Regions from separate parts of the Homo sapiens genome. Here region 1 is linked to region 2. A link is a contact called in ENCODE POLR2A ChIA-PET data. All regions are on one chromosome and are shown on one strand. The core of a region is the stretch at or near the end of the contact, and the rest is flanking DNA. Distances in the headings are between cores, read along the strand shown.

The links. ChIA-PET counts read pairs that join two places held with the same protein, here RNA polymerase II (POLR2A).
Region 1: POLR2A ChIA-PET joins it to region 2 with 11 read pairs in activated T-cell. The contact joins two enhancer-like sites. POLR2A ChIA-PET finds 5 or more read pairs at or near these places in 2 of 52 experiments (activated T-cell and naive thymus-derived CD8-positive, alpha-beta T cell).

What each region holds. Positions count from the first base shown.
Region 1 is chr5:72,934,573-72,940,195 of GRCh38, reverse strand. It overlaps FCHO2-DT (FCHO2 divergent transcript), which reads left to right. Exons shown (of 2, transcript NR_186392.1): 2 at 1-3,661. Among named protein-coding and RNA genes, the nearest start is that of FCHO2-DT, 18 kb to the left of the region's middle. Within about 2 kb of position 1,760, at least 2 of the 41 ENCODE cell types and tissues checked have a DNase peak (open chromatin) inside an H3K27ac peak, as active enhancers do.
Region 2 is chr5:72,455,626-72,461,609 of GRCh38, reverse strand. ZNF366 (zinc finger protein 366) reads left to right here. Exons shown (of 5, transcript NM_152625.3): 2 at 100-1,445; 3 at 5,015-5,206. The coding sequence starts at 114. Among named protein-coding and RNA genes, the nearest start is that of ZNF366, 49 kb to the left of the region's middle. RefSeq lists an enhancer at 1,948-2,097. Within about 2 kb of position 2,034, at least 2 of the 41 ENCODE cell types and tissues checked have a DNase peak (open chromatin) inside an H3K27ac peak, as active enhancers do.

The sequences.
Region 1 (5,623 bases), core at 511-3,010, 480 kb before region 2:
CCAGAAAAGTTCCCACCACCGGAACCTCATTCCATTGTTGCAAACAAAGAGATTATTGATTTTTCATCTTAGGCTATGCACTTCACGTTAGAGTCATGGATTCTGCTGGCTCTGTACATTTCTGTTTGATCTTCACTGCTTTTGGCAGACTTTTTTTCTGTTTTAGTTTCAAATATCTTCTAGTTGCATCAGATATAGAGTTGACATTACCGTTTCTTATTCTTCTTATTACTTTTGGGTGGCTAGGCAGTAAAGACCTATGTTCTTTGCCATATTAATACCTAGATAAGATCAGAAGATGATTTTGCATTAATTCTGCCTGGCATTTAGTAGACTCTTCCAATCCAAGTCTGGGAAATGTTCTTTTTTTATTTCTTTGATAATTGTCTCCCTTTTATTCTTACAGTCCTATAGCTGTATAATTTTAGTTATATTTATCTTCTGTATCTCTTAATATTGCTGTACTTTTTCTTTTTCTTTTTTTCTTTGAGACAGAGTCTTGCTCTGTTGCCCAGGCTGGAGTGCAGTGGCACAATCTCGGCTCACTGCCCAGCTCTGCCTCCCGGGTTCACACCATTCTTCCCCCTCAGCCTCTGAGTATCTGGGACTGCAGACGCCCGCCACCATGCCCAGATAATTTTTTTATATTTTTAGTAGAGACGGGGTTTCACCATGTTAGCCAGGATGGTCTCGATCTCCTGACCTCATGATCCGCCCGTCTCTGCCTCCCAAAGTGCTGGGATTACAGGCATGAGCCACCACGCCTGGCCTATTGCTGTACTTTTTCTTTTGTTCTTTTTTTTTCTTTTTTGCATAAATTTTGGAAAAGTCTCTCAGCTCAATTTTCCAACTCATTAATTGTATATTCAGGTTAGGGTAAGGGTTATTGTATATTTAGCCCAATTATTGGATTTAGTCATTTTTTTTTTTCTTTGAGAAGGATTCTCACTCCATCACCCAGACTGGAGTGCAGTGGCGCAATATCGGCTCACTGCAATCTCTGCCTCCTGGGTTCAAGCAATTCTCTTGCCTCAGCCTCCTGAGTAGCTGGGATTACAGGCACCTGCCACCACGCCTAAGTTTTGTATTTTTAGTAGAGACGGGGTTTCACCATGTTGGCCAGGCTAGTCTTGAACTCCTGACCTCAGATGATCCACCCGCCTCAGCCTCCAAAAGTGCTGGGATTACAGGCATGAGCCACCATGCCTGGCCGCAATAATATTTTAAAATTTCCATGAATTCTGGTTGTGTTTCATAGCAGCTGTCTCTTGTTTCAATGTGATTTACTTTAAAGCAACTCTGAGGATCTGAACTATGTTTAATTTCAAGTTTTTATCTGTTTCTATTGACTATTCTTTTTAAGTGGGCTAGTTCTATTTGTTAAATTTGGTGCTCTCTTTAGTGCTCTTGGTTTCTCCAAATGTTTGTTGGTTCTTTTGTTGTTGTTGTTCCATTTGTAGGAACAGAATTTCAGTCTAGACTGAAATTCATAGCTGGACGCATTTCCTCACTTCAAATGAGAACTCATGTTTACCTGGCAGTGAATGCAAGTTTTGATTACAAGAATCTGCCTCATGGGATTTGGTAGGGATAGGCAGACTCTGTAGGTAACGTCTCTTCTTAGAATAGTTTCCTGACCCTCCAGGGTATTGTCCTTTTCCTCTGACCTTAGCTTACTCTGGAACAGTAATATGTTGGTAAATGTTTGACAGCCAGCTCTGGGTGGAGTGGGGGAAGTCCTAGTTTGCAGCATTTCCTGATTTCCATGCAATGTAAAATCTCCCACCCTAGCCAATTTTCAAGCTAGCAACATAACAGTCACTGAATGGGGAGTTGAGAAGAGATGTGCAAACTAGATTCTTAAGAGACTGACTTCATTTAGCATACCATTGCTGTGGGGCTGCTGTACTATGTCAGAAAACTATACCCATGACTCTCATCTAAGCCCAAACAATGGAGCCAGCTGCTCCAAGAGCAACTCCAGGAATTGATGGGGACTTAGGGGTATGGCTCCGTTATTTCTTCAGTTAACAAAGTACTTTGTTCCTTTGAATGGTTTTAGGTTCTTATGCCCTGCTAGATTTCTCTACTGATTCCCACGTTTCTTATTTTTTTCAAAAATTCCTTTCTATATTGTTTGCTGGAAGCACCTTTTCTGGTTTTCCTGTGCTGCTTTGAATTTATTTTTCTATTTCTTTGTGATTTCAGTGGAATTTGGAGAAGGAATGGCAAAGCGGAAGTCCTTCTCCTATTTGATGTCTTAACTTGTTTTTACTGGAAGTCACTTCCTCTTTTGTCTCAGAGGCTGATTCGCCTCCCATAACCAGTGATTTTCCTGTAAGCTCATTATCCTGGATGATGGCTTGACTAACCAAGGCTACTGGCTGCTGAGGGGTTTCTGAGGAAACTTTGGTAGCCTGATTGAGGCCATCTGCCTCTCCACCTGCACTGTAGTTGTGGAGTACACCACTCTGTTCATGGAGGCCATGCACACTGGCCAGAGAAGAGCAGCCCATGTGCAAAAGGATCCAAGTAAGCATTTTCCATTCTCACAGGTCAAATAAGAGGACTTCCCACATTTATTCAGAAGGTAGTTGAAAGTGGTCAGCCCCAGATCTCCCCTATGTGACTCTTTGGTTGATGCTACTTGTACCTCAACACTTGGAAGGCCCGTTCTGGACAGGAGCAACTTTCACTTTACTCTGGAAACGTGGGCAGGTGGGCACAGAATAGAGTGAATCTGAGGCAGAAACTCCTTCAGGCTAACTTTGTGACGGACACTGTTCTAAGTCTTCAGGTGAGTTAACTCATTTAGTCTTCAAGACAATCCTCTGAAGTAGGTATTTTTATCATCCTCAGTTTACAGACACAGAAACTGAGACACAGAAAGGCCATTCAGCCACTCAGTGGTTGAGGCAGGACTGACACTCAAGAAGTCTTGTGACAGTTGTAATGAGTTAGTCGTGATGGTGGCTACCAGGTAGGTGTGTGGATAGATATGTAGTGGCCTCTCCTCCGATGGAAAACTCCCAAAGCACTGAAACAGTCTGGTAGCTGTAGTTGCCGAGGTGTGTAGGGGCATCGGTGAGCTCAGCAGACTGTGTTCCAAGTCACATTAAAGAGGCAGATTTATTGCAAGCCTATCTCCTAGAGACAGAATGTATTTTCCAAAAATGGGCAACACACTGTGTCCCATCTCACATGCTGTTCTTATAATATAACTTTGATACTACATTCTTATTTAGAAATGGAAGCCCATGTTTCCTCCCTTTGATGCTGGGCAGAATTGTGACTACAATGAAAATAATGCTATATGGCTTTTGAGGCTAGGTCCTAAAAGGTAATGCAATATACGTACAGTTCTCTTGGAATATTTAATATTGAAATCCGACCACCACGCTGTAAAGAAGACTGCAGCCCATGGAGAAGTCCACACAGCCAGAAACTGAGGCCCAAGGCTCACATCCCCAGCTGAGCTCCTGGCCTACAGCCAGCCCCAAGGTGCCGTCATGTGAATGAGACATTTTGAAAGTGGATCCCCCAGGCCCAGGCAAGCCATTCCTGACAATAAAATGTGGAACAGAGATGTGATTCCTTTTTAAGACCTCCCCAAATAACAGATTCCTAAGCAAAAATAAAGGACTGTTGTTGTTTTAAGCCACTAGGTTTTGGAGTGGTTTGTTATGTGCCATAGATACATTCCTGCATATTACCTGCTTGTCTCCAAAAAATTCAAAACTCAGTCTAATAGGTGGGACTTCCCCTGAGGGCTCTGGCAATTATCAAACTTTCCCCATAACTTTCACCAAATTATTGAGCTGCTCCAGGAGAGGAAGAATATAAAGAGTATATTTACAATTTTGTCTGGAATTGGTGGGTTCTTGGTCTCGCTGACTTCAAGAATGAAGCCACAAACCCTTGTGGTGAGTGTTACAGTTCTTAAAGATGGTGTGTCTGCAGTTTATTCCTTCAGATGTTCAGATGTGTCTGGAGTTTCTTCCTTCTCGTGGATTCATGGTCTCGCTGACTTCAGGAGTGAAGCTGCAGACCTTCGCGGTGAGTGTCACAGCTCTTAAAGGCGGCGCATCTGGAGTTGTTCATTCTTTCCCATGGGTTCGTGGTCTTGCTGGCCTCAGGAGTGAAGCTGCAGACCTTCACGGTGAATGTTATAGCTCTTAAAGGTGGTGCGGACCCAAAGAGTGAGCAGCAGCAAAATTTATTGTGAAGAGCGAAAGAACAAAGTTTCCACAGCATGGAAGGGGACCCAAGCATGTTGACACTGTTGGCTCAGACAGCCTGCTTCTATTCCCTAATCTGGCCCCACCCACATCCTGATGATTGGTCCATTTTACAGAGAGCTGATCGGTCCATTTTGACAGAGTGCTGATTGGTGCATTTACAATCCCTGAGCTAGACACAGAGTACTGATTGGTGCATATACAATCCTCCAGCTAGACATGAAAGTTCTCTAAGTCCCCACCCAACTCAGGAGCCCAGCTGGCTTCGCCTAGTGGATCCCACGCTGGGGCCATGGGTGGAGCTGCTCATCAGTCCCACACCACGTGCCTGCACTCCTCAGCCCTTGGGCGGTCGATGGGACTGGGCACCGTGGAGCAGGGGCAGGGGGTGGTGCCCGTCGGGGAGGCTCTGGCTGCACGGGAGCCCACTGGTGTTGAGGGAGCTCAGGCATGGTGGGCTGCAGGTCCTGAGCACTGCCCCGCAGGGAGGCGGCTGAGGCCCTGTGAGAATTTGAGTGCAGCGCGGGCAGGCCAGCAGTGCTGGGGGACCCAGTGCACCCTCCACAGCTGCTGGCCCGGGTGCTAAGCCCCTCACTGCCCGGGGCCGGCAGCGCCAGCCAGCCACTCTGAGTGCAGGGCCCGCTGAGCCCACGCCCACCCGGAACTCACGCTGGCCCGCGAGCACCGTGTGCAGCCCCGGTTCCCGCCCCCGCCTCTCCCTCCACACCTCCCCGCAAGCAGAGGGAGCCAGCTCCAGCCTCGGCCAGCCCAGAGAGGGGCTCCCACAGTGCAGCAGTGGGTTGAAGGGCTCCTCAAGTGCAGCCAGAGTGGACACCGAGGCCGAGGAGGCCTCTCAATCCCCCCTCTAAACAGGACACCCCAACTGCTGTTGGGAATTTGGCCAATGACCGCTCTAGCTACTTCCTGCTGGATAGGGATGATGAAGGGGTCCTGCAGTTGTAGTGTCCTCCAGAGGGGAACTCTCTAGGCCAGTGAAAGTGCCAGCAGGTTGGTTCAGGGATCCTCGGTAGAAGTTGTTAGTTGAACTCATTTGGGGTTCCATTTGTAAGACCATCTGTAGCTTGATGGCCTCGATTCTAGAGGAAACAAATTTAACAAGGATGTTAAAAATACAGGGTCCATAGGCAAGTAACAGCAAGATGGCTGCCACGGGATCTAGAAAGGGGAGAAGCCATGTTGCCCAACTCCAGAGGTTGGTATAAGAATTTGACAGGCGTTGCCTGATTTCAGGAGCCTTTTCCTGTAAACGCCAGGTGGCATCTTGTACTATCCCTGACTGGTTAGTGTAAAAACAACACTCTTCCCCTAAGAAGGTACAGAGTCCTCCTTTCTCAGCAGTGAGGAGGTCTATGCCTCAGTGGTTT
Region 2 (5,984 bases), core at 785-3,284:
CTTCATAAATTAGTACTGATAAATAGCCATAATCCTTAAGGAAAAAGAGAATTTTAAACAAAACCAAACCAAAACACACAAGTTTCTTTCTCTTTAAAGGAAAATTGCCAAGGATGCAGAAGGAAATGAAGATGATCAAAGACGAGGATGTGCATTTCGACTTGGCTGTGAAGAAGACCCCCTCCTTTCCCCACTGCCTGCAGCCAGTGGCTTCTCGGGGAAAGGCTCCCCAAAGACACCCCTTCCCGGAAGCTCTCCGAGGGCCATTTTCCCAGTTTCGGTATGAACCTCCCCCAGGAGACCTAGATGGGTTCCCCGGGGTCTTCGAAGGAGCAGGGTCTAGGAAACGGAAGAGCATGCCCACAAAGATGCCCTATAACCACCCTGCAGAAGAAGTCACCCTCGCCCTCCACTCAGAGGAGAACAAAAACCACGGCCTTCCCAACCTCCCTTTGCTGTTCCCGCAGCCCCCGCGCCCCAAGTATGACTCTCAGATGATCGACCTGTGCAACGTGGGCTTCCAATTCTACCGCAGCCTGGAACACTTTGGGGGCAAGCCCGTCAAGCAGGAACCCATTAAGCCCAGCGCCGTGTGGCCCCAGCCAACGCCCACTCCATTCCTGCCCACGCCCTACCCCTACTACCCCAAAGTCCACCCGGGCCTCATGTTCCCCTTCTTCGTGCCCTCGTCCTCGCCCTTCCCCTTCAGCCGGCACACCTTCCTGCCCAAGCAGCCCCCGGAACCTCTGCTGCCCCGGAAAGCCGAGCCCCAGGAGAGCGAGGAGACCAAGCAGAAGGTGGAGAGGGTGGACGTGAACGTGCAGATCGATGACAGCTACTACGTGGACGTGGGCGGCTCGCAGAAGCGCTGGCAGTGCCCCACCTGCGAGAAGTCCTACACCTCCAAGTACAACCTGGTCACCCACATCCTGGGCCACAGTGGGATCAAGCCGCACGCGTGCACGCACTGCGGGAAGCTCTTCAAGCAGCTCAGCCACCTGCATACCCACATGCTGACCCACCAGGGCACGCGGCCCCACAAGTGCCAGGTGTGCCACAAGGCCTTCACCCAGACCAGCCACCTGAAGCGCCACATGATGCAGCACAGCGAGGTGAAGCCGCACAACTGCCGCGTGTGCGGCCGCGGCTTTGCCTACCCCAGCGAGCTCAAGGCCCACGAAGCCAAGCACGCCAGTGGGCGCGAGAACATCTGTGTGGAGTGCGGCCTCGACTTCCCCACCTTGGCCCAGCTGAAGAGACACCTCACCACGCACCGGGGCCCCATCCAGTACAACTGCTCCGAGTGCGACAAGACCTTCCAGTACCCGAGCCAGCTGCAGAACCACATGATGAAGCACAAGGACATCCGGCCCTACATCTGCTCAGAGTGTGGCATGGAGTTTGTGCAGCCGCACCACCTCAAGCAGCACTCCCTCACCCACAAGGTACTGCGGGGCCTCTGGTGGGGCGGACGGGGCCTTGGGAAGAGGAGCGGGGCCCTGAGCAGAGCACTGGGGAGCAGGACGCCTGTGCCGCTCTGCACCTTACCCCGAGGAGGTGGGCAACCCCGGACAAGCGGTCCCTTGGCCGAGCCCTGAGGTCCTTCCTCACGTTTAAATAAGAGAGAACGATTCTCGACCAAGCCCTTTGCCCCAGCAGCCTTCTAGACTCTAAGGTAGGCCTAGAAATAAATAATGCAGACATTTGCAGAGGAGATGAGGAAGGATGCTCCCTAGCCTCCAAGAATCTTGCAGATTCGGTTTCTAGAAACTTCATCCAAGGCACTAGCATGAGTAAGTCATCAGACCCTAGATCAGCTCTGTGCCTGGGATGTGCCAGGGAGCACCTTCTGGATAATTCTCTTCGTCTTGTACTGTTGAAGCAGTGGAAAACTTTTTGGATTGTTTTCTCCCTCAACTGTGAGACCTGCTTCATATGCAAGTTCTCCAAGGGAAGCAGAGCTTGGCTGAGGCCGGCAGGGCCTATACCTCCCTGCGTTGGACCCGTGCCTAGCTGGGTGAAGTGCCCTGTGGTTTACATTGTAGGAGGCATGAGAAAGCATCCTTCTCTGTTTGGTTTTGTTTGATCTTCTCTGTGCTCAGGTCTTCAAGGGGAAATACAGGCCCAAGAGTCTGAGTTCAGCCCAGTTTGCAACCATAGCCCTGGAGTCATTCAGGCTGAACTAAAACAAGGCCCTAGTGGTGTTCCTGAAATCTTACCCCAGCTAAAGTATGGAACCTGCTCTGAGCCTCCGAGAGGGAGTTTTGCCCCCACTGACTCCCACTCTCACACCCTTAACCTCAAGTGGTTTTCTTGGCAGGAAAGACTTCTAGCAAGCCAGAGTTTCTAAAGCATTCTTTAATTCTGAAAGGTCAGGAGAGGACTTTGCCCAGCCAAGATAATGTTTCTGCTGTGCTATAATACGTTTCACTTCTTAGGTTAGGACAAAACACAGGGTATTTTCTGGCTCTGCCACAGAGATGAAATGTGTGGCTGCCTTGTGGGCTCTGCACAAACAGCTCCTGCCCTACAAAAGGTACCTGTAGATACTATCCAGAGGGGAGTCGCCTGCCAAGTGCAGGAACCATCAACAAAGGACCCAGACTGGGATTCAGCCGTAAAGGGGACCATTCGCTAACTTCAGGGGCTCCTTTATATGTGGGAAAGGAATCAAAAGTGCATTTTAGAGCATATGAAGATCCTGTAAGATGGTAGAAAATGAAGTCAAAATGGGAGAAACAGCCTGGTGTCTGAAATAAGTTTCATTTGAATTTTAATTAAAACAAAATACACTTTAATGAGAGGTGTCAGCAAACAGTGAGAGGTAGTATTTGTTGAACACTTGCTATATGACAGGTGTTTCACTCTTCATTTAATCCTCATTTACTTCTCAACAACTCTAAGAGCTACTCCCGATCTGCAGTTGAAGACACTGAGGCATGGGAGGTCACTCAGGAATCTCTGACACAGGCACCTGTGCCTTGGCCACTCTACAGTGAACACTTCCTCTTTTCCACCTGCTTCCCTGTTCGCACCCCTGACCACCTGACAGGCTCCGACTCTGTGATTCCACTGATCCTATCAGAGAGACAACAGCTTCCTTTGTTGCCTTAAAGTTGTGTCCAGGCTCCTGCTCATTTGCATTCTAGGCCAGCCCACAGGTGAATCTTACTTTGGACACAGAATTCTCTTTAAAGAATTCTGAAAACAGTGATAAGCAGAAACGTCTCCTTGGTTTCAGGACAAATGGATCAGATCCAAGCCCAGAGAAAATCTTGAGAGAAGAAAGATGCTGGCCGGGCGCGGTGGCTCACGCCTGTAATCCCAGCACTTTGGGAGGCCGAGACGGGCGGATCACAAGGTCAGGAGATCGAGACCATCCTGGCTAACACGGTGAAACCCCGTCTCTACTAAAAATACAAAAAATTAGCCGGGCATGGTGGCGGGTACCTGTAGTTCCAGCTACTCGGAAGGCTGAGGCAGGAGAATGGCGTGAACCCAGGAGGCGGAGCTTGCAGTGAGCCGAGACCACGCCACTGCACTCCAGCCTGGGCAACAGAGTGAGATTCCGTCTCAAAAAAAAAAAAAAAAAAAAAAGAAAGATGCTAAAATAAAATTTAAAATCCATTAAGAAAATGTTTTTCATTAATTTTATAATCTTAAACTCAGTGTTTGAATATGCACTACATTTTAAAGATTCATCTCCATAGGCAGAATCAAAATTTAATTTCTAAAGGAGGTTGATTTCTAGGTCTCCTTATTAACATAAATGCATACTCATGTACCATCATCTGGACTAGACAGTGCTTGAGTTAGAAAGAACCCCAGGGTTCTCATGACCCACCACTTCATCTTGTGATGAGAAGCCTTCACTAAAAAAGGCCACACGACTCATCTAAGGTTTTACAGCCAGTAAACAGCTGGGCAGAGACCTGAATCCACCATTTAGTACCATGGGCCCACCAGAACTGCAGAGTGGTTCTTTCTTACCATGCCTCAAAGTAAAGAAATGGAAACATAGACAGAGAGAGTCAGAGATGAGCTTGGAATCCCTCCTTCCCTCCTTCAGCCACTATGAATACCAGGCAATATGGATTTCATCAGGTACAGTTGTTAACTAAGTAACTTGTTCTAATCCTATGATAACCTTCAGTTTAGTGCCCTGGTTCTCTAAATTTTTCTTCCCAAAAGTCATTCAGGGTCAAGACCTCTTGCAAAGGCCTTTGTGGGGAAGCAATGGATAGTCAGGATTAGTGAATGCCCGGCTCAAGCTGTGAGTCCCTGGAAATGCTCTCAATTAAGGGCCTTGGTTCAAACACACCTTCATGCACAGCAAGGAAACAAGAAAGCCTCCTGTCCTGTTCCTTAATTCAGAAAGCTACCTCTTGCCAAATTTCTTTATAAGAAGGAGCTGGCTTAGGGAAGGCTCCATAACCATGTCATTGTGGAGGTCAGTGTGGCCTGTGGGAACCCAGGGGACCAACTTGAGAGGGTGATTATCAAGTTGTAATTTAAGTTGTAATTTACTGCAGTGTGGATATAAGTTGTTCTGGGATTTTCAAGTCCATTAATGAGAACCCAAGAGAACATTGGTTTCCATAAGGGAAATGATAATATCATTTTGGAAGATTTTTTTTTCATTATCATGAAAGCTGGATTATGGACTCATATTGCATATCAGCCCATAGTGCTCTTACTAAAAGCCTGTTAATCCTCAAGAACTATCACTGGAGACTTAACCCCAGCAGCAGCTGGAACAACAAAAGCAAGAGCTTTCTTTTCCTCTAATAGTCTGGCTAGTTTATGGTTTTCAGAAGGAAAAAAAAGGTTATATAATCAACACTTTTCAAGAAAATAGTAATTTAACAAGGCTGAAGCTACACCATTTGAAACTCAACATCTATCACCAAGCTCTTTGTGGATTTATGTGGCAGAGAGGAAAATGAAGCCTATGATCCTGATGAAAGCATGTTACCTGTCAATCACCACTTTTCTGAATCTTGCCTCCCTGCAGGGTGTGAAGGAGCATAAGTGTGGGATTTGTGGGCGGGAGTTCACCCTGCTGGCCAACATGAAGCGACACGTGCTGATCCACACCAACATCCGCGCCTACCAGTGTCACCTCTGCTACAAGAGCTTCGTGCAGAAGCAGACCCTCAAGGCACACATGATCGTCCACTCTGACGTGAAGCCTTTCAAATGCAAGGTGGGCAGTGGGACTAGAGAGGAACCAGAGGGTTGTGCAAATGCCTGATGGGAAAGGGTCCCCAGGGAGCCTTCTACTCTGTTTCATCAGTGGGGCTACGGGGGCTCAGAGTAGGTCCGTGGCCAACCCCAGGTCCCATCTGCCACTCTATCCCTCTCTGCACGCCCCACTTACATCATGCCAGGCTGGAGGTCCCTAAGGAGCCTGCCCTATTTGTCTCACTGTGGCATCCATGCCCAGGGGTAGAGCCAGGCACTAGGGAAAGGTCTGAGGGTGGAAGGCCCTTTTGGAGAAGGAGGCTGTTAAAGGATGCAAGTAATGTGGAGAGCCTTTGTTCTAGAGAGGAGAAGGCAAGTTTAGCCTTCTTCTCCTTACAAGGCAATGAGCAGGACATAGAAAAGAGTCAGAGAAGCTTCTAGCACAGCTTCCCCCCCACCCACCGCCACCTCCTCTCCTCTCCTTGCCTCTTGACACTTGGGCTGAGCCATATGTTTAGTTTGAGGGCAGGCCTCCTAGAGACGGTGAGAGGGATTCCAAAGCTAGCCCCTCAGAGGCCCTCAGAAATGCTTGCTGGGGCTGTGGAATAACTGCGAGCACAGTCACTTCAAGTGCCTTTCACCTATTGCTAAGTGCCATGTAGCACAGGGATGGAGCATCTTTGTTAAAATATCTGTTAGACTAATTTGGTTGGGTTTGTATTTCATCAGCCGAGAAAACGTGTGAGCTGGAGATTTGTAAAACCCAAGGCGCTGACGGGCATTACTCAGAAATGCTCCGG